2 separate regions of the Homo sapiens genome follow, and region 1 is linked to region 2. Evidence: chromatin loops called from intact Hi-C (ENCODE). Cell type or tissue: pancreas. All regions are shown on one strand. Each heading gives the region's core, and the rest is flanking DNA. Links, peaks and the distances in the headings are about the cores only.

What was found. Peaks named below come from ENCODE experiments on the same cell type or tissue, not always from the same donor. Only the 100,000 strongest peaks of a DNase experiment are listed, where the experiment ranks them.
Region 1: it touches region 2 in a loop (2.5-fold over the local background); 77 of 110 quality-filtered maps call a loop at or near these places.

Annotation. Positions count from the first base shown.
Region 1 is chr12:95,219,469-95,229,584 of GRCh38, forward strand. All of the region lies in intron 1 of VEZT (vezatin, adherens junctions transmembrane protein), which reads left to right. Among named protein-coding and RNA genes, the nearest start is that of VEZT, 6.7 kb to the left of the region's middle. In pancreas, for the core only: no CTCF peak of the experiment used is centred there; no DNase peak of the experiment used is centred there.
Region 2 is chr12:95,110,981-95,121,096 of GRCh38, forward strand. FGD6 (FYVE, RhoGEF and PH domain containing 6) reads right to left here. Exons shown (of 21, transcript NM_018351.4): 9 at 2,671-2,721. Among named protein-coding and RNA genes, the nearest start is that of NR2C1, 42 kb to the left of the region's middle. RefSeq lists an enhancer at 3,760-4,493. In pancreas, for the core only: a CTCF peak has its summit at 6,299 (motif pointing right); no DNase peak of the experiment used is centred there; H3K27ac peaks cover 3,131 bases.

The DNA of each region.
Region 1 (10,116 bases), core at 969-8,968, 110 kb after region 2:
ATACCACGTAGAATTTTGTATATATTTTTCACTTGACTTTATCGTGAATCTTTTCCCATTCATCATTCTCTGAAAACATTAATATTATAATATCCCCTCACGTGTATCATAATATAACCTTTTTTTAAAAAAATACCATTGTAATCAACAGTGATATAAGCCTATTTTTAACTACAACTCTGATTTTCCTCAGAATAATTTTTAGAAGTAGAACTAGTGGGTGAAAGAATATGAACATTTAAGACTTACGCAGAAAGGTTATACCAATTCCGGTTTCCATTAAGAATAAGAGAGTATTGGTTTCACCAAATCCTCAACAACAGCCTTAACAGTTTCCTTTAATCTTTGCTAATTTGATAGGCAAAAATAACATTCCATTGTTTTAATTTACATTTTATGCATTTATACATTTATTAGCTATTTTTATTTCTTTGAACATTTCTCTTCATATTTGTTGCTCATTTTCTTATTAGATGCTAGCTTTAAAAAAATTGACTTGCGTGAGTTCTTCATATATTACTAAGCCTTTGTCATACTTGCAGAAAAATTTCCAGTTTGCTGTTTGTTTGCTCTTTGATATACACAATTTTTATTGCAGTATAATTTACATAAGGACAGGGCACAGATCACAAGTGTGTGGATGGTTATATTTTCACATGTTGAGCACACCCATGTAACCAGCACCCAGATCAAGAAACGGGACAGATGGGGCATGGTGGCTCACACCTGTAATCTCAGCACTTTGGGAGGCTGAGGCAGATGGATCCCTTGAACCCAGGAGTTTGAGATTAGCCTGGACAACATGGTGAAACCCTATCTCTACAAAAAAGACAAAAATTATTTGGGCGTGGTGGCACATGCCTATAGTCCCAGCTACTCGGGAGGCTGAGGTGGGAGAATCACTTGAGCCTGGGTAGGTCAAGGCTGCAGTGAGCCATGATCGCACCGCTGTACTCCAGCCTGGATGACAGAGCCAGACTCTGCCCCAAAAAAATAAAAAATGAAAAAAGAAACAACATCACCAGCACACCAGAAGCTCCCTCCTGGTCCTTTCCATCACTACTCCCTACCCCAAAATGATCACTATTTAAACATAATAACCTAGATTAATTTTGTCTATTTTTATTGTTTAGACACTGTGCATTTCCATTTATATACTCTCTTATTTCTGACTTTTTTTTTTCCTCTCTGGCTTTATTTGTGAGATTCGTCCATATTGTTAACATGAGAATTTTTATTTTGGCATAGTATTCCATGTGAATATATGATCATTTTTAAATTCATTCTTCTATTAATGGTCATTGAGTAGTTCCCAGGTTTAAACTAGTGCTACTGTGAACCTTTTTGTATGTGTTTGGTTAAACATATTTCTGGTGGATATATATGTAGGAATGGAATTGCTGGGTCATAGCAAATACCTAGATATTTCTGTAGATATTGCCAAACTTTATTCCAAAGTGGTTGTACCAGTTTATTCTCCAGCCAGGAATGTATGAGAGGTCCCATTGCCCCACATCCTCATCAACCCTTGCTAATTTTAGTGTTTTTCTTTTTATGATTCTAGGGGCTATGTCCTGGTATCTCCTTGTGGTTTTAATTTGTATTTTCTTGATAAAGATGTTAAGATTTTTAATGTGTTTATTAGCCAATTGTATATCCATTTTGTGAAGCCACGTCAAATTTCTTGCATATTTTTCTATTGGGTTGTTTCTTTTTCTTGCTGATTTGAAGGAATTATTTACATACACTGGATACAAGTCCTTTGTTAGAGATGCAGTTGGCCCTCCTTAGCTGAGAGTTCCACATCTGCAGATTGGACCAACCGTGGCTCACGCCTATAATCCTAGCACTTTGGAAAGCTAAGCCAGGCAGATCACTTGAGGCTAGGAGTTTGAGACCAGCCTGGCCAACATGGCGAAACCCAGTCTCTACTAAAAAATACAAAAACTAGCTGGGCATGGTGGCATGCACCTGTAGTCCCAGCTACTCCAGAGGCTGAGGCATGAGAATCGCTTGAACCCAGGAGGCGGAGGTTGCTCTGGGTGACAGAGTAAGATTCCATCTCAAAAAAAAAAAATAAAGGAAATACTCTGGCCCAGTGAGGTGGCTCATGCCTGTAATCCCAGCACTTTGGGAGGCTAAGGTAGGAATATTGCTTGAAGCCAGGAGTTTAAGACCAGCCTGGTCAACATTAACAAAACCCTGCATATTAAAAAAAAAAAAGAAAAAAATTAACCAGGTGTGGTGATGCATGTCTGTAATGCCAGCTACTCCACAGCCTGAGGCAGAAGATTGCTTGAGCCCAGGAATTTGAGGCTGCAGTGAGCTACAATTCCAGCCTGGGTGACAGAGTGAGACCATATCTCTAAATAAATAAATAAATACTCAAAAATATTCAAAAAATAATACAAATAAAAAAACTATACAGGATAACAACTATTTACATAGTGTTCACATTGTATTAGGTATTACAAATAATCTAGAGATGATTTAAAATATGTGGGAGACTGTGTGTATGTTATATGCAAATACTATGCCATTTTATATAAGGGACTTGAGCATCCATGGACTGGGTATTTGCCCTAGTCCTGTGACCAATTCCCCATGAATAAAGAGACAACTGTATATACCTCATATATCTTACCTTGGGCTATATGTGGCCTCTGCACTCTTTTAATCGTGTCTTTCAATGAACAGAAGCTCCTTATTATAATCCAATTAAACCTTATTCTTTTGTGATTAGTGCTGTTAAAAAAATATTTGCCTACTCTAAGGTCACAAAGATATTTTCTTTAAAAGCTTTATTTGACATTTTCCCATTTAGATCTGTCATCCATCTGGTACTGATTTTTGTATGGTAACAAGTGAAGATCAACATTTTTTTTTCCCCGTATGGATGTCCAGTTGACCTGGCACCATTTACTGAACAGATCATTTTTTCCCCACTGAACTGTAGTGTTGCCTTTGTCATAAATCAGGGAATCTTTTATGTGTAGATCTCTTTCTGGACACTGTCTTCTTTGCCATTGATCATTTTGTCTATTCGTGTGTTAATACCACATTATTTTAATTACTATAATTTAAAAAATAGGTTTTAATATCTGATAGCATAAGACCCTTCAGCTGTATTTTTCTTCAGGATTGCCTTTGGCTATTCTTGGCCCATTATATTTCCATATAAATTTTAGAATCAGCCTGTCAGTTTTTGTAAAAAAATAAAAAATAAAAATAAAAAAACCCTACTGAGACTTTGATTGAAATTGCTTTGAAGCTATAAATTAATCTGGGGAAACTTAACATCTTTACAATCAATATTGAATCTTCCAATCCGTGAACATTTATTGCTTGCCTTCTAAATGAATCAAGCAACTTCTCATCTCGTTCTGTGCTCTAGGACTGATTTTACAAAATGAGAATTATCTGTTTCTTCAGAGTATAGCTAAATTGGCCTTTCCTGGGGAAAAGAGACTGAATGTTGTCTATCAGCTCAATTTCTTTTATGGTTATTGCTCAGGTACAATTTTCTATTTTGATAACTTTTTTATTCTGAAAGGCAGTGTAATATAGTTAAAGATATGGGCTCTGGAGCTGGATAACCTAAGAAATCCTAGGTCAGCTATTTATTAGTTATATTAGTTAATGTGACTTTGAGCAGGTTACTTAACTTGTCTAAGCTTCAGTTTTCTCCATATTAAATAAAAATAACAGTAACTATCTCGTAAGGTAGTTATGAGTACTAAATGATTTAATATAAGTGAATTACTTAGATGAGTACCTGACACATTGTAAACACTCAGTAAATGTTACCTTTTATTAAATTTTTCCAACAAATTGCTTTTTATCTAGGTTTTCAAAATTATTGATATATTCTTAGTAGTCTCTTTAGTTTCATTTATAGCACAAATTAGATCTGATTGTTGTTATGTTTTTCTTTTTGTTTTGCATAGATGTGCTGGAGTTTCAACTTACCAGATAGACTTTTCTTTTTTTTGAGACAGAGTTCCACTCTGTTAGCCTTGTCGCCCAGGCTGGAGTGCAATGGCAGGATCTTGGCTTGCTGCAACCTCTGCCTCCTGGGTTCAAGCAATTCTCCTGCCTCAGCCTCCCGAGTAGCTGGGATTACAGGCACCCATCACCATGCCCAGCTAATTTTTGTATTTCTAGTAGAGATGGGGTTTCACCATGTTGGCCAGGCTGGTCTTGAACTCCTGACCTCGGGTGATCCACCCACCTCGGCCTACCAAAGTGCTGGGATTACAGATGTGAGCCACCGTGCCTGGCCTCAGGTAGACTTTTCAAAAAACTAGTTGGTTTTGTTTGGTCAGTTCTATTGAATTTGTTTGTGGTTTTAAATTTTTTTAAAATTTCTACTTTTATCTATTTCCATTCATCTATTTGTGTTTATTTTGCTATTTTTGTTCTGTTTTTTTTAGCTTCTTGAGTTAAAAACCTAAATGCCCAAAATAACTTGTAAGGCTATAAATTTCCCTGAGTATTGCTTCAGTTGTATCACGAAAGTTTTGAAATGTAGTTTGTCTCATGGTTGTATAAGTTCCATTTTTATTTCTTATTTAATACCCAAGTATATAGTTGAGGGATTGATGTTATCATTGGTGATTATTTTTCTCCCTGTGTCCCTCAGACCCATAATTCCACCCTGATCATTATGGACTGCATCACTGCATTCCCTTGTCCTCTGGGTTCCATTTAGGTTCGGCCAGTGGGAAGGACCTGCAGATCAGAGGATGGAGGAAAGAGCGCCAGAGAGGTTTGGGTGTTTCTTGTCTGAATTCTTTCCCTCTACGGCTACTATTTGTTAGTGATTGCATTCCTGTACCTAAAGCCACAACTTTTTTTTTTTTTTTGACAGGGTCTTGCACTGTTGCCTAGGCTGGAATGCAGTGTTAACCATCATAACTCACTGCAGCCTCCAACTCCTGGCTCAGGTGATCCTACCACTTCAGCCTCTCAAGTAGCTGGGACTACAGGCAGGTGCCACCATGTCCAGCTAACCTGTAACTCTTATCACGGGATTCTTCTTGGGAAAGGCTAGGAGCAGCCATCTTATTTCCTGTGTTTGGGCTTTACCACCTATGAGACCTGTAACCCCCTCTACCCCTATTACCACTTTCATTCAACTTAGATCTCAGGCCACTGACTGAGAAAGGCCTTCTTTTGAAGAGCTGAAAGCTTGTAAGGCATGTTTTCTTGCCATCTACCACTTGATTACTCAGCCAGTGGAACATATTTCAGGTTCTGCTGAGTCAGCCCTACTTCTAGATACTAAGTACTGTGTCACCCATACATCCTAATGCACAGTGACTGGTTTTTGGCACCAGGGACTTGTTTCGTGGAAGACAGTTTTTCCAGATGGAGGATGGTTTCAGGATGAAACTGTTCCACCTGAGATCATCAGGCATTAGTTAGATTCTCATAAGGAGCTCACAACCTAGATCTCTCACATGCACATTTCACAATAGGGTTCCTGCTCCTATGAGAATCTAATGCTGCCACTGATCTGACAGGAGGCGGAGCTCTGATAGTAACGCTTGCTCACCCACTGGCCCACCATCCTGCTGGCCTCGGGCTGTATTCCTAACAGGCCATGGACCGGTACCAGTGCTGTGCAGGCCTGGGGGTTGAGGACCCCTGTTAATGCAGTAAACAGGAACCTGTCTATGTGCCATAAGCAGAAAGGAATTTAACATAGGGAATTAATGGTTAGATTATCATCGGAAGGCCTACAGGATCAAGCTCTATCAAAGTTGCTATATGCTCATGAAGACAAGAGCACGTGATCATGATCATAGTTACAATCCAGGAATTAGAAGCCATCACCACTTTGGGAGTCCGAGGCGGGCGGATCACCAGGTCAGGAGATTGAGACCTTCCTGGCTAATGCTGTGAAACCCCATCTCTAGTAAAAATACAAAAAGAAATTAGCCGGGCTTGGTGGCGGGCGCCTGTAGTCCCAGCTACTCGGGAGGCTGAGGCAGGAGAATGGCGTAAACCCAGGAGGCTGAGCTTGCAGTGAGCCAAGATCGCGCCACTGCACTCCAGCGTGGGCGATAGAGCAAGACTCTGTCTCAAACAAAACAAAACAAAACAAAACAAAACAAAAGCCATCACCACATCTGCCTCTCAATAACCTAACAAAGTGATACCTTGGTATTGGAACTTGGAGTCTCTCCACTGTCTCTACCACACCTGCAGCTGTGTTATCAAGAAGCTGGAGAATCCATATTGGAATACTGCTATAGAAACATTTTGCCTCCACAGCTTTGTTTCATAGCAAAAAAAAAAAAAAAAAAAAAAAAAAAAAAAAGAGAGAGAAGGATGGAGGGAAGAGAAGGAATGAGAGAACAGACAAATGAAAGAACAAGGCCAGCAGTGGGGGGATCACTTGAGGCCAGCAGTTTGAGACCAGCTTGGGCAATATAGAGAGACCTTGTTTCTACAAAAAATTATTTTAAAGAATTAGCTGGGCATGGTGGCATGCATCTCTAGCCCTAGCTACTCAGGAGGCTGACGCAGGAGGATTGCTTAAACCCAGGAGTTCAAGGCTGTGATGAGCTTTGATGAGGCCACTGCACTCTGCCTTGGTGACAGATTGAGACTTTGCCTTTATTTAAAAAAAAAAAAAAAAAAGAACAGTTGAAACAAAAGCCAAAGAAGCAAAAAGTGGACTTCTGCTCTTCTTCCACCTTCCAAATCTCTTACACCATACACCTACTTGGGGAAACCCTGATTTATATCTAGAATCCTAGCTGCAAGATAATTTGGGAAATTTCAGATGTAGCTTTCCTGCCTCTGTAACACAAGAGATACATTGGAAGAAGGATTATAGAATAGAGATTGAACAAGCCAAGCCAATTTACCATATCTATCTTAGGGCTGAACCTCTCTTCCCCTAAGAAAATTTAACTGTGATTTTTTTTTTTTTGGTATATTTGTTGTAATACTGTTATTTTAATGATCTTCAGATAGAAATCAGAGTCATTCATGTATTGAGACTTACCTAGAGAATTACATGCTGCATGAAAGTTAAAAACTTAAATCATGCAGAGTTTTGGATAATATTCCAACAACATCCCTTCCCTTAAAACAAACTCTTTGAGGTATCTTGTTTTAATTTCTGTTTCTTGGATTATTTGTAAATTTTACTGTACTATATTTTGGGTCATTTGTATTTCTCCTTCCAGTGATCACTTTGAGTCCTCTTAGTCTGAGAGGACTAGATGTGCACTGAAAGATGATAATATAAGAGAAGGACTAAGGGAGGAAAGAAAGAGTGAAGTGCCCAGGCCCAATTCCCATTTCTTGCCCTAGAATCTGATTACCCATTTTATCAGAGCTAGATTCCGTATGTACTTTCAATGTTAATTCCATTATATTGGAGCCTGACTCCTCCTCCTATAAGATCATTTGTTTTAATTAGAATCTTCTACCATCATTCTACTCTAAGAGGCTGAATTGAGAAGGACAGTATAACCTCAGTCTTGGACCTCTCAGGCTAAACAGCAACAGAACAAAGTTTAGAAAATGATGGATACTATGTCTAATGTGAATATTAACAAAATAAGCATGAAATACCAAGATTGTTGTTTTACTCTGTTATCGTCATCATTAATTACAGTGTTTTGAGAGTAAGAATTCTCCAATTACTTTAGAAAGGTATTAAAGTTCTGATGTTGCTTTCTTAACTGTTTTTTAGACAGGGTCTCACTCTGTCACCAGGCTGGCCTCCAATAGAACAATCACTGTTCACTGCAGCCTCCACTTCCCAGGCTCAGGTGATTATCTCATCTCAGCCTCCCAAGTAGCTGGGACTACAGGCATGTGCCATCATGCCCTACTAATTTTTTCTTTTTTTTTTTTTTTTTTGAGATGGAATTTTGTTTTGCTCTTGTCGCCCAGGCTGGAGTGCAATGGCGTGATCTCGGGTCACTGCAACCTCCACCTCCCGGGTTCAAGCGATTCTCCTGCCTCAGCCTCCCAAGTAGCTGGGATTACAGGTGCATGCCACCACACCCTGCTAATTTTTGTATTTTTAGTAGAGATGGGGTTTCGCCATGTTGGCCAGGCTTGTCTCGAACTCCTGACCTCAGGTGATCCATCCGCCTCGGCTTCCCAAAGTGCTGGGATTATAGGCATGAGCCACCATGCCCGGCCAATTTTTTGTATTTTTTGCAGAGAGTGGGTTTTGACATGTTGCCCAGGTTCAAGTGATTGTTCTGCCTCGGCCTCCCAAAGTGCTGGGATTACAGACATGAACGACTGCACCGGGCCTTAAATTTTAATTGCAGAAACTTCAGGTCATCTGTCTTAAACCTTGCTATTCCTAGAGGGAAGAGTGCCTGGAAATAAGACTTTTTAAATCTGAAAGACTAATTTTTCTGCCTCTTTGCATCATTTGAAGTTCATTTAAACCATTCCTTTGTAACTTTCTTCTAGTAGGGACAATGTTGTATTAAAGGGATCTTTTACTCAAATCTCTTGCCTTGGTAACCTTATCCTCTGTAGGTGAACTCGTTACTGTTTTTGGTGTTTGTTTAAATTCCTTCTTCCTCTTTTCTTTTCTTCCTGGCTGAGAAAGATAATTTTTGCCCATTTTGTCATGATTTCTTTTTCTCCTACTTCTTTCATACTTCTGTGTAAGTTATTAAATGTTAACCCTTTGTTGGCAGTATGTTCAGCTTTCGCCCTTTTCTCCCATAGCATTTAATCAGTTAAATGAAAGGAAATGACTCTCACAAAACCTTTCACATTTAAAAGGAAGTTTTAAAAAATTTCTCTCTTCCTCGAGAGATTCCCTTTTCTTTGTATTTTTAAAAGTTATTATGCATCTCTGAGGAACATGAAGGTACTTTTTCCCTAAGTAATAATTGTAGATTCTTTCTTACTTGTATTATTGATTTGACCAATGGAAGAATATTGTTTTTGTCTGTGAACATATACATGGACAGTATTTGCTATTTTGATAATGGAGCTTCCTGTCTAGAATAATTATACATATAAAATTTAAGGTATTATTATATCATTTAATTTTTTTTAATATATCCTGAGTTTCAGTTTGTCAAACATAAAGCCCTAAATTGTATTATTTAAAATAATCTTGTTCCAAGTAGTAGCTGAGATTAGAAGTATAGCAAAATTCATGCTATCACTATCTATAATAGGAATAATATTTATTAATAGTGCTATTAAATCACAACTCTATTGACATCAAAGATTGACCATTAAGACCAAGTCTAGCCAGATATGGTAGTTCACACCTGTAATCCCAACAATTTAGGAGGCTGCGGTTAGAAGATCACATGAACTCAGGAGTTCAAAACCAGCCTGGGCAACATAGTGAGACCCTGTCTCTACAGAAAATGTAAAAATTGGCCAGTGTGGTGGCATGTACCTGCAGTGCAACCTGCTTCGGGGCTGAGGTGGGAGGATTGCTTGAGCCCAGGAGGTTGAGGCTGCAGTGAGCTGTGATTTCAGCACTGCACTCCAGCCTGGGCATTGAAATAAGACCCTTTCTCAAAACAAAAACAAAAACAAAACACCAACTCTGGTTTATAACCAAGATATGCAAGAAGAAATTCCATGTTTAATATGAATTATAAAAATTATTCTTGGGGAACAAGTCTGCTTTTTTTTCTGCTTATGTTGTGTCATTTCTTCTGTTTTGGCTTCTTCACAGATCCTTGGGGCTCCAGTTTAGATTAAAATTTTGTTTCTGTTTTATGTCTAAACATTCAAGAAAAGTAGGTAGTTCTCTCTTTTATGTATTTTTTATTGCATTTATTAAAATGTAAGTCCATTTGTCTCAAGCTATGACACACACAGTGCCTACATTATTTTTTTTAGTTACCTTGGTATTTTATGTGCAGCTATATTGAAGGTTTTCATTTTTTTAAAAGCATTGTGGAAAGAGGACCAGACGAGGAGTCAAGAGACTGACTGACATAAATTAGCAATGAAATTCTGAATAAATCACTTAATTTCTCTAGAGCTTGTTTCCCAGGATCATCCTTTATACCATATCATCCTTTGGTATGAAATTTTTCTTAAATCCATTCTAGGGGATCGGAAACTATCTAGTGGGTTGAGTAAATGAGAGTA
Region 2 (10,116 bases), core at 1,309-9,308:
CTCACCACTCTTTTTTTCCTGAGACAGAGTCTTGCTCTGTCGCCCAGGCTACAGTGCAGTCGCGGGATCTCGGCTTACTACAACCTCCATCTCCCAGGTTCAAGCGATTCTCATGCCTCAGCTACTGAGTACCTGGTATTACAGGCATGCACCCCCATGCCCCACTAATCTTTGTATTTTTAGTAGCAAAGGGTTTTGCCATGTTGCCCAGGCTGGTCTTGAATTCCTGGCCTCAAGTGACCCACCTGCCTCGGCCTCCCAAATTGCTGGGATTATAGGCATGAGCCACCACGCCCGGCCACTGCTCACCATATGATTGCTGTGCCTCTGGCCATACAGTGGGCCTCACTGTTCACTGGTTTTCTCATCTATGTCTTTGCTGTCACATGTAATTTCCTTTAAATAAGCTCCTTAATCTCTGACCCTGAATTTGTTTTATGTGTAAAATGGAGCTAATAACTCACTTTCATTGAAGGCAGAAGCCCAGGACCCAGGACAGATGTTTTCTTTCTATTCTATAAGTTCCATGTATAATTTGTATCCTCACGAGAGGGGCTGCCGTCGGGAATGCTCATTTTTCCTCTCACCCACTCTCCCACTCATCTCCAGTCCTACTTTTTCCTGCAAAGCTTCCCTGCCTCTTTAACCTTCACACTTTTCTCTGTCATCCAAATAATTCTGTCCTGCTCGGTGCACCCTTACTTTGAAGTCATTTGCTTTGTTCTTTATTTGATGGATATTATAAACTTCTTCATCAACTAGATATGATCACTGAAGACAGGAAACTTGTCAGATCCCCAACCACAAGCTTTTCCTTTAAAAAAAACCGCCTTTAAAAGCATAATGTACACAAACAGAAGATGTTAAGAGAAGTAAAATGATTAAAAGAATATATAAGAATCTCTACAAAAAGGGTTAAAAATGTTCACTTTTTACTCTGCAAATGTAAAGGATATACAAGAATGTGATCAGGCCAGGTGTGGTGGCTCATGCCTGTAATCCCAGCACTTTGGGAGACTGAGGCAGGTGGATCGCTTGAGCTCAGGAGTTCGAGACCAGCCTGGGCAAGATAGTGAAACCCTGTCTCTACAAAAAATATAAAAATTAGCAGGGTGTGATGGTATGTGCCTGTAATCCCAACTACTTGGAGGGCTGAGGCAAGAGAATTACTTGAGCCCAGGAGGTTGAGGCTGCAGTGAGCCGTGTTCATGCCACTGCACTCCAGCCTGGGTGACAAAGTAAGACTCTGTCTCAAAAAATTAAAAAAAAAAAATGTGATCAAAATTCATAAAATTAATGGACTTGCTTAACATGTTTCTGCAGTTAGACCCAGGCGTTGCTGGGCATGGTGGCTCACATCTGTAATCCCAGCACTTTGGGAAGCCAAGGTGGGCAGATCACTTGAGGTCAGGAGTTCGAGACCAGCCTGGCCAATATGGTGAAACCCCATCTCTACTAAAAATACAAAAATCAGCCGGGCATGGTGGTACATGCCTGTAGTCCCAGCTACTTGGGGGGCTGAGGCAGGATAATTGCTTGAACCCAGGAGGCAGAGGTTGCAGTGAGCCGATATCGTGCCACTGCACTCCAGCCTGGGTGACAGAGTGAGACTCTGTCTCAAACAAAAAAAGAACAAGGGGTATACCTGTGACATTTGAAAGAGGTTGTTGGGAATAAACAGAAACACCCAAACAGAATTAATCTGTGTGTATGTGTGTGTATCTGCGAGAGAGGGAGGGAGAGAGATTGTGAGGGAGAGAGACACAGGCACACAGACACAGGAACTCCAATTATCCCACTAGCTATGAGTCCCTCATGTTGTAATGGATTGTTTCCCTTAAGTACTACTAGGGCTGAGGGAAGGCTAATATCCTATTGTTAGACAGTGCCAGAATAATATGCTTTTTTAGACTCATCCCTGCTTTGTAGTTTAGTCACTTCATGGACTCATGATTTTGAAGCTTGAGGACCTTGCAGATCTGGTTCAATCCCTGTTTTTGAAAGACAAAGAAATGGACCTCTAGGGAAACTGAATATGGCACGGGCACAGAGTGACTGAGCACAGGAGGGCAAAGATTCCTGACCTCAGCCACCACGCTGGCTTCACAGTCGCAAGAGGCTGGTTCCCATGCAGGGCTGGCCATGGGTCTCCCCTGCCCATATCATCTCACCTATCCCCAGCACTGCTTTACTACTTAACTGGTTCTATGTTAATCTGCTCAAAATGGAGTTTCCAGGAAGGCCTCAAGTCTTTTTTTTTTTTTTTTTTTGAGAAGGAGTCTCGCTCTGTCGCCCAGGCTGGAGTGCAGTGGCGCTATCTCGGCTCACTGCAACCTCCGCCTTCCGGGTTCAAGCAATTCTCCTGCCTCAGCCTCCCAAGAAGCTGGGATTACAGACGTGCACCATCACACCTGGCTAGTTTTTGTATTTTTTTTAGTAGAGAAGGGGTTTCACCATGTAGGCCAGGCTGGTCTCAAACTCTTGACCTCAGGTGATCTACCCGCCTCGGCCTCCCAAACTGCTGGGATTACAGGTGTGAGCCACCGCACCTGCCCTTCAAGTCGTATGAAGAGAGTTTGTAATGGATTTTGTTATCAATATATTTTTACTTTCTAGCCCTACCTAAATAAACATAATATAAAAACTTCTGCAACCACAGAAGTTATTTACCTTGAGTGTCTCTGTAATCTCCAGCATCTTCTATGAGATTCTTCAAATAATCTAGAAAAGAAGAAAAAAAAGTATTTAAGTACAATAAACCAGTGAGCCCCAAACACATATCTTTCTTTTTCAATACTTCATTAGTCTTGCTGGTTAATATACATGCTAGTCCAACTTGTGCTAACTTTCTAAAAATGTGAAAAAATAAAGCCCTGAGATCAATTTGAAATCAAGACATAGAGTCAGAGCTAGAAAAAGCCTTGGAGGAAACATTGGTTATTTTAGAGATGAGGAATCAGATTACTGAGCAAAGGATCTCACCCAACTCACACAACCTCTAGTTGGCAGAGCCAGCATGAGAATTCAGGTCTCCTAATGCCCAATTCAGCTTTTATCCCAACACATAGGAAGTACTTTAATCTTGAGATCAGACACACGTCTAGTATAAAATTCTAAGGCATTAATCCAATCCCTAAAAGTCTCCTGGATTTGTTAATCTAAGAGTCTAACAATGCTCAGGACACCAAGGGAACTCAATATATGTATTTAAACAGGTGGTTTTCAAATGGGGACAAATTTGCCCCCTAGGGTACATCTGGCAATGTCTGGAGACAGTTGTGGTTGTCATAACTGGGGAAAAGCGGGGGCTACTGGTGGCTAGTGGTTAGAAGTCAGAGATGCAGACTGGACTCGGTGGCTGATGCCTGTAATCCTAGCACTTTGGGAGGCCAAAGGGGGTGGATCACTTGAAGTCAGGAGTTCAAGACCAGCATGGCCAACATGGGGAAACCCCATCTCTACTACACACACACACACACACACACACACACACACACACACACACACACACACGTCAGACGTGCTGCTAAATATCTTATAATGCAGCCCTGCAACAAAAAAAAAAATTATCTGACCCCAAATATCAATAGGTCTGAAGTTGAGAAACCTTGGTTTGGATAAAGATAGTCTGTAAATAAGTAATATGGTATATAGTAGTTCTTGTAATACAGAAAAAGAGGTAATAGAAGAACCTATATTTAATAAATCTTTAACACCAAGGTAAGTCATGGAATTTCAAGGCAATACTTCCTTCTCTGTTGAGAAATGCTGGATGGCCTCCCATTACCTGTTAAATTAATACAAATTCCTTTCTGGAATTTAAAGCCCCCTGCTACATGGTCCCTATCAATTTTTCTCTCTCTCTTGCTACTGCCTAAAATGGGCCCTTTGTTCTGACTAAATTTGATCTGTGCAACCCCTTAAACACTCCCCATGTGTCCCCCTGGCTTCACACCTTTTGTCTCTAATAGTCCCTTTTTCTCCATCCCTTCCTCTGTCTCGCTTATACAAATTCTACTCACACTCTTCAAGGCTCTTCTTAAATGCCCCTTCTCTTACAAAATTTCCATTTGAAAGAAACGTTTTCTGCCTTTGAATAACACATGACACAGCAGTCTCACTTTATGCTTCTATCATTTTCTTTTTCATTAGACTCAAAGCTCCTTGTGAGCAAGTCATCTGACACATCTTTCTCTCACATAGCACTTAGTCAGGGGCTTTGCACAAAGGGGACAATAAATGCTTACTGAATAAAAACAGTTCACTTACTCATTCAAGACAGAGTCTCACCCTGTCGTCCAGGCTGGAGCACAGTGCTGCAATCATTGCTCACTACAGCCTCAAATTCCTGGACTCAACCAATCATCCTGCCTCTGCCTCCCAAATAGCTATGACTACTGGTGTGTGCCTCCATGTCTGCTTTTTTTTTTTTTTTTGCAGAGGCAGGGTCTCGCTTTATTGCCCAGGCTGGTCTTTAACTCCTGGCCTCAAGCAATCCTCCTGCCTTAGCCTACCAAAGTGCTGGAATTACAGGCAGTGAGCCACTGCACCTGGCCAAGAATATATTATTTTTTAGATAGGATTGTATTTTAGTTGAGGTAAAAGGCAATAAATGCTGAAACCAATTCTAATGCCAGTGGGAACTGAGGAAATGAAAGGAGGAAAGGTGTGTTCAGTGACTGAATATATCTTTATCAGACCCAACTGCTAGTTAGTACTATTATGGAATAGATACAACTTCATCTCATGGATTTATGACATCATGCTCAGAGGAACAAAGGAAAACAGGGGTATTGGTGCCAGATCTTCAAACATAACAGATGACACAAACACGCGCCCAATTGCTGAAACTTCGTAAGTCTTTGAGACAGTGATCTAAGAGCCTGTGTGAGTCTAGACGTGCACCTTATAAATATCCAGCACTGGCAATAAGCCATGGTGAGATGTTATGTATAAACATATTAAGCTTCCCTGCGCCATGGCATAGGTTCTATCTTGCCAGAGACCATCGCTAGCAATTTAGATCTTAATCTGAATGAAGAGAGCATCCCCCGCAAAATATAAAGGAAAAATGAAGTGGGCACACACAAAAAATAAAAAATTCCCAAATTAACAAAATACATAAGTTATATGTTACACTTAGCCCCATCTGGAGATGAAAATAAATATTCTCACTCTGACCCCACTCAGAATGCATTCAATATATTACATAATCCGTGTCTGGTGAGTGCAAACATTTAACATTTCTATGGCTGACAGTTGACAGGGTTGGGGAGACAAACTTACCCTACCCTCCCTATTAGATGTTCTCAAACCCTAAGCTACCTCATTAATCAAGTGATTTTCCTTAAGCTGTTAGATAGTTACTATATCTTGTTGTGGGAAGGAATGCAGATTTACCTAAATATTGGACTCATGGCGACTTCCTAGTTTGTCTTAAATTTCTGTTTTTTAATACAGAAGTATATCCATGAAAACAGAGACATTTCTCTAAACCAAAAGGGCTCCCCAGAAGATGTCCATATTAGGAAATCCTGACCTCAGAATCACTGTGCTGAGCCTCATAAACTTCTAAGTTGCATTTTCTTTGCTTGTACTCAAACATGAACTTTTATGAACACAGTTGAAATACACTGAGCAGAAAACCCACCGTTAACACGTTGCAACATCATGCTATTAATCAAGGAAGTAACGGAGTTAGGTTTACCCTCCTTGCCAATTTTTAAAAATATCTTTATGGTCTACAAAATCCAACTCTCCAACTTATCCATCCATCCATCCATCCATCAACCCATCCATCCATCCATTCATGTTTTTAGGGCATCTTCTTGCAGTATATCTTTTTGAGAACTTTTACCTTGGCAAAGAGAGCAGGGCCTGGATCTCCTTAAACAGTTAAGAATCACCTGGGGCCTTAACTGCAGCATAAGAATGTGACTGATCACCCTGAGTCAGATGGGAGGAACAGGAAACCAGTAGCTGCCCCAGTAACTGTTATAACCCAGGTGAAACCCAGGAAAGGAGACCAGACAGACACGCCTATATTGGTCATAGTGAACCACCTATTACCTATCACTTAGGACCTGGTATTCGGCAGAAGCTTTCCTAATAACAACGAGGAGAGCAGTCATTTCAGTTTGCCATGTTAGACTGGTAGTATTCTATGACCTTTCTGCTCCTGCCAAAACAAATTGAGCATTATTCAAAACTTCACTAATAAAACTGCCTCAAATGCCACTGAGGTTATTTTTATCAAAGGAAAAAAAAAGCAGATGTTGGTTCAGCATGTAGGTACACTACAAAATGTACTCTCTGGCCACCAGGTGGCATCACTGATTAATAAAAGTTAATTAACTCCATCACCATCACCCAACATGAGTAGCAAAAAATTAACTGGAACACAACATACTATGTGCAACTTCTAGGGATATGCAAGCTGCCTTTTTTTTTTCTTTCTTTTTTTGGAGGGTCTCGCTCTGTTGCCTAGGCTGGAGTGTGCAGTGGTGTGACCAATGCTCATTGTAGCTTCAATCTCCCAGGCTCAAGTGGCTGTCCCACACCTCAGCCTCCCAAGTAGCTAGGACAACAGACCTGTACTACCACGTTGGGCTAAGTTTTTGATTTTTTGTAGAGACGATGTCTCACTATGTTGCCCAGGCTGGTCTTGAACTCCTGAACTCAAGTGATTCTCTCACCCTGGCCTCCCAAAGTGCTGGGATTATAGGTGTGAGCCACGGTGCCAGTACAAGTTAATTTTGTTCTCATATAAAATGCCCAAGGCCACCGGGCGCAGTGGCTCATGCCTGTAATTCCAGCACTTTGGGAGGCCGAGGTGGGCGGATCATGAGGTCAAGAGTTCGAGACCAGCCTGGCCAACATGGTGAAACCCTGTCTCTACTAAGAATACAAAACTAGCTGGGCATGGGGGCGCATGCCTGTAATCCCAGCTACTCAGGAGGCTGAGGCAGGAGACTCGCTTGAACCTGGGAGGCAGAGGTTGCAGTGAGCTGAGATCGTGCCACTGCACTACAGCCTGGGTGACAGAGCAAGACTCTGTCTCAAGAACAACAACAATAACAAATTCCCACGGCCAGGCATAATGGCTCATGCCTGTAATCCCAGTACTTTGGGAGGCTGAGGTGTGCAGATCACTTGAGGTCAGGAGTTTGAGACTAGCCTGGCCAATATAGTGAAACCCCATCTCTACTAAAAATATAAAAATTCACCAGGCATGGTAGTGGGCACCTGCAATCCCAGCTACTCAGGAGACTGAGGCAGGAGAATTGCTAACTCAGGAGGTGGAGTTTGCAGTGAACCGAGATTGTACCTCTACACTCTAGTCTGGATGACAGAGCGAGACTCTGTCTCAAAAAAAAAAAAAAGAAAGAGAGAGAGAGAAAGGATGAGGACCCAATATATACTATATCTTGTTGGAAATCTAAGTTTTCTGTATAAGGGTTCCCAGGGAGCCTTACCACCACTCATTGATTACCTAATCAATACATAACCAACTTAGAGCAGAAACTAGTCGGAAGTCCTGTTAACCATTAATAAAAATTAGTCATCTGTGGGAATCTGGGACTTTTTGCATTCAACACCCAGTCAGATTCCTGGACCGTGCACTGAGAAATGTTTGGCAGCAAAGCACAGAGGAAATGAGTGTATAGGAGGGATAACATTCCAAAGTCAAGTGTTTTGAATTTGAGGACATGTCTTGCTTTGTATTTTTCAGATTTCTTCTTTCCTCCATAAATATGTAGTGGGATCAGCAACACATACAGAATTATGGGATCCAGAGAAAAGTAAGTCTAGTCAATATGACTTTGTAAAGTTTTATGAAGTTTCAGATTTTGCAAGAAACAACCTAAAATTAGCCTGACTTGTGAAACAAAGTACTGATCATTTTAAATACCAAAAACAAGCATCAAGTGTCAACTTACAAAACATACTGACACTTCAAGGCAGCTTGGCGAAGTGGTCAAGAGCCCTTGCTCTGGAATTAGAAGACAGAAATTCCTGGGCCAGGTGCGATGGCTCATGCCTGTAATCCCAGCACTATGGGAGGCCGAGGTGGGAGGATACAGCCTGGGCACATAGTGAGACCCATCTCTAAGTCTTTAGATGATGATGATGATAATAATAATAAAGATAGAAATGCTTACTCTGCCTGGTCCAGCCACATCTAGTTGAGGCATGGGACTTTGGCCATGCCCCATAGCATTTTTGTGTGTTAATATCCTCATGCATAAAATAACTAGGCTGAACCAGAATGAAAACTGTAACGATTCTCATTCCAAAATATCATGAAACATATTTTGTTGAATAAAATAAAAAATGAAAAATTTGAAAAATTAAATAATGAGGAAAACTTAAACTATGAACATCTCTGAGAAAAACAATTACTAAACTATTTCCTTGTTTTTATAAATGCTTGATTTGACTTAAAAACCATCCTAGGGGTATATCATACAGTACTTAGGTGTTCTATTAGCTCTTTAGTGCATTTAATTTGTTTTGGCTATTTACATAAGTAGGATGGCAATACAACCTTATCTCCCCATATAGTCCTGCCTTATACCTGCTGTCCAGGCATAATTATAAATACTGTCCTCTTTTACTTTTGTAAGTTAATGGGTTTGGATTTATAAGTAACACTGATTAGCACTGTCGGCTGGTGTGGTGGCTTACACCTGTAATCTCAGAACTTTGGGAGGCCGAAGTGGGCAGATCACCGGAGGTCAGGAGTTTGAGACCCGCCTTGCCAACATGGCAAAAACCTGTCTCTACTAATTAGCTGGGGGTAGTGGCACACGCCTATAATCCCAGCTACTCGGGAGGTGGAGGCAGGAGGATCGCTTGAACCCAGGAGGCAGAGGTTGCAGTGAGCCAAGATTGTGCCACTGCACTCCAGCCTGGGTGACAGAGCAAGACTCCATCTCAAAAAAACAAAAATAAAAATAAAAAAATAGGCCAGGTGCAGTGGCTCATGCCTGTAATCCCAGCACTTTGGGAGGCTGAGGCGGGAGGATCACGATGTCAGGAGTTCGAGACCTCCCTGACCAACATGGTGAAACCCCATCTCTACCAAAAATACAAAAGTTAGCCGGGTGTGGTGGAATGCTCCTGTAGTCCCAGCTACCCAGGAGGCTGAGACAGAAGAACTGCTTGAACCCAAGAGGCGGAGGTTGAAGTGAGCTGACATCACGTCACTGCACTCCAGCCTGGGTGACAGAGTGAGTCCGTCTCAAAAATAAATAAATAAAAATAAATAAATAAATAAATAAATAAAGCATGCCTTCTTCCATATTTCAGATTCTTTTCTTGGGATCAGGGAGAATAATTTATTTATTTATTTATTTATTTTTTATTTTTTTTGCTTCATGATTTGTGATATAGAAAAAAATTAAAGTTAAAAAAAATTTTAGGCTGGGCATGGTGGTTCATGTCTGTAATCCCAGCACTTTGGGAGGGTGAAGGAGGTGGATCACCTGAGGTCAGGAGTTCAAGACCAGCCTGGCCAACATAGCGAAACCCTGTCTCTACTAAAAATACAAAATTAGTAGGGCATGGTGGTGTGCGCCTATAGTCCCAGCTACTCGGGAGGCTGAGGCAAGGAGAATTGCTTAAACTCCGGAGGCAGAGGTTGCAGTGAGCCGAGATCGCACCACTGCACTCTAGCCTGGGTGACAGAGTGAAACTCCACCTCAAAAATAAAATGAAATAAAATAAAATATTAAATTATTTTTGGGTGCTTGATACATATCACAAAAAACCTTTCCTAAAGGGATGTGAAACTTTTAATACAAATATATGAGAATAACAGTTTCAGTAAATGCCAATTTTGTGTGCTGCAGTTTTTTATTGCTAATAGAATTGGTAACTGTTTTATTTGATAGTTATCATTCGAAGGACACAATACACCACTATATATTTATTATGTGCTCTTTTTTTCTAAGTTATTATATTTGTTCATATTTTTAGTCTAGATGTCTATTTTTAGTATTTGTGCTGAAATGAAAATTTCCTAGAGGTATATTTTCTGATGTGCTGTTTGCCTTTTTACTTTGACTGTATTTTAAACTTTTATAATATTTTAATGTTATTATAATGGTGCAA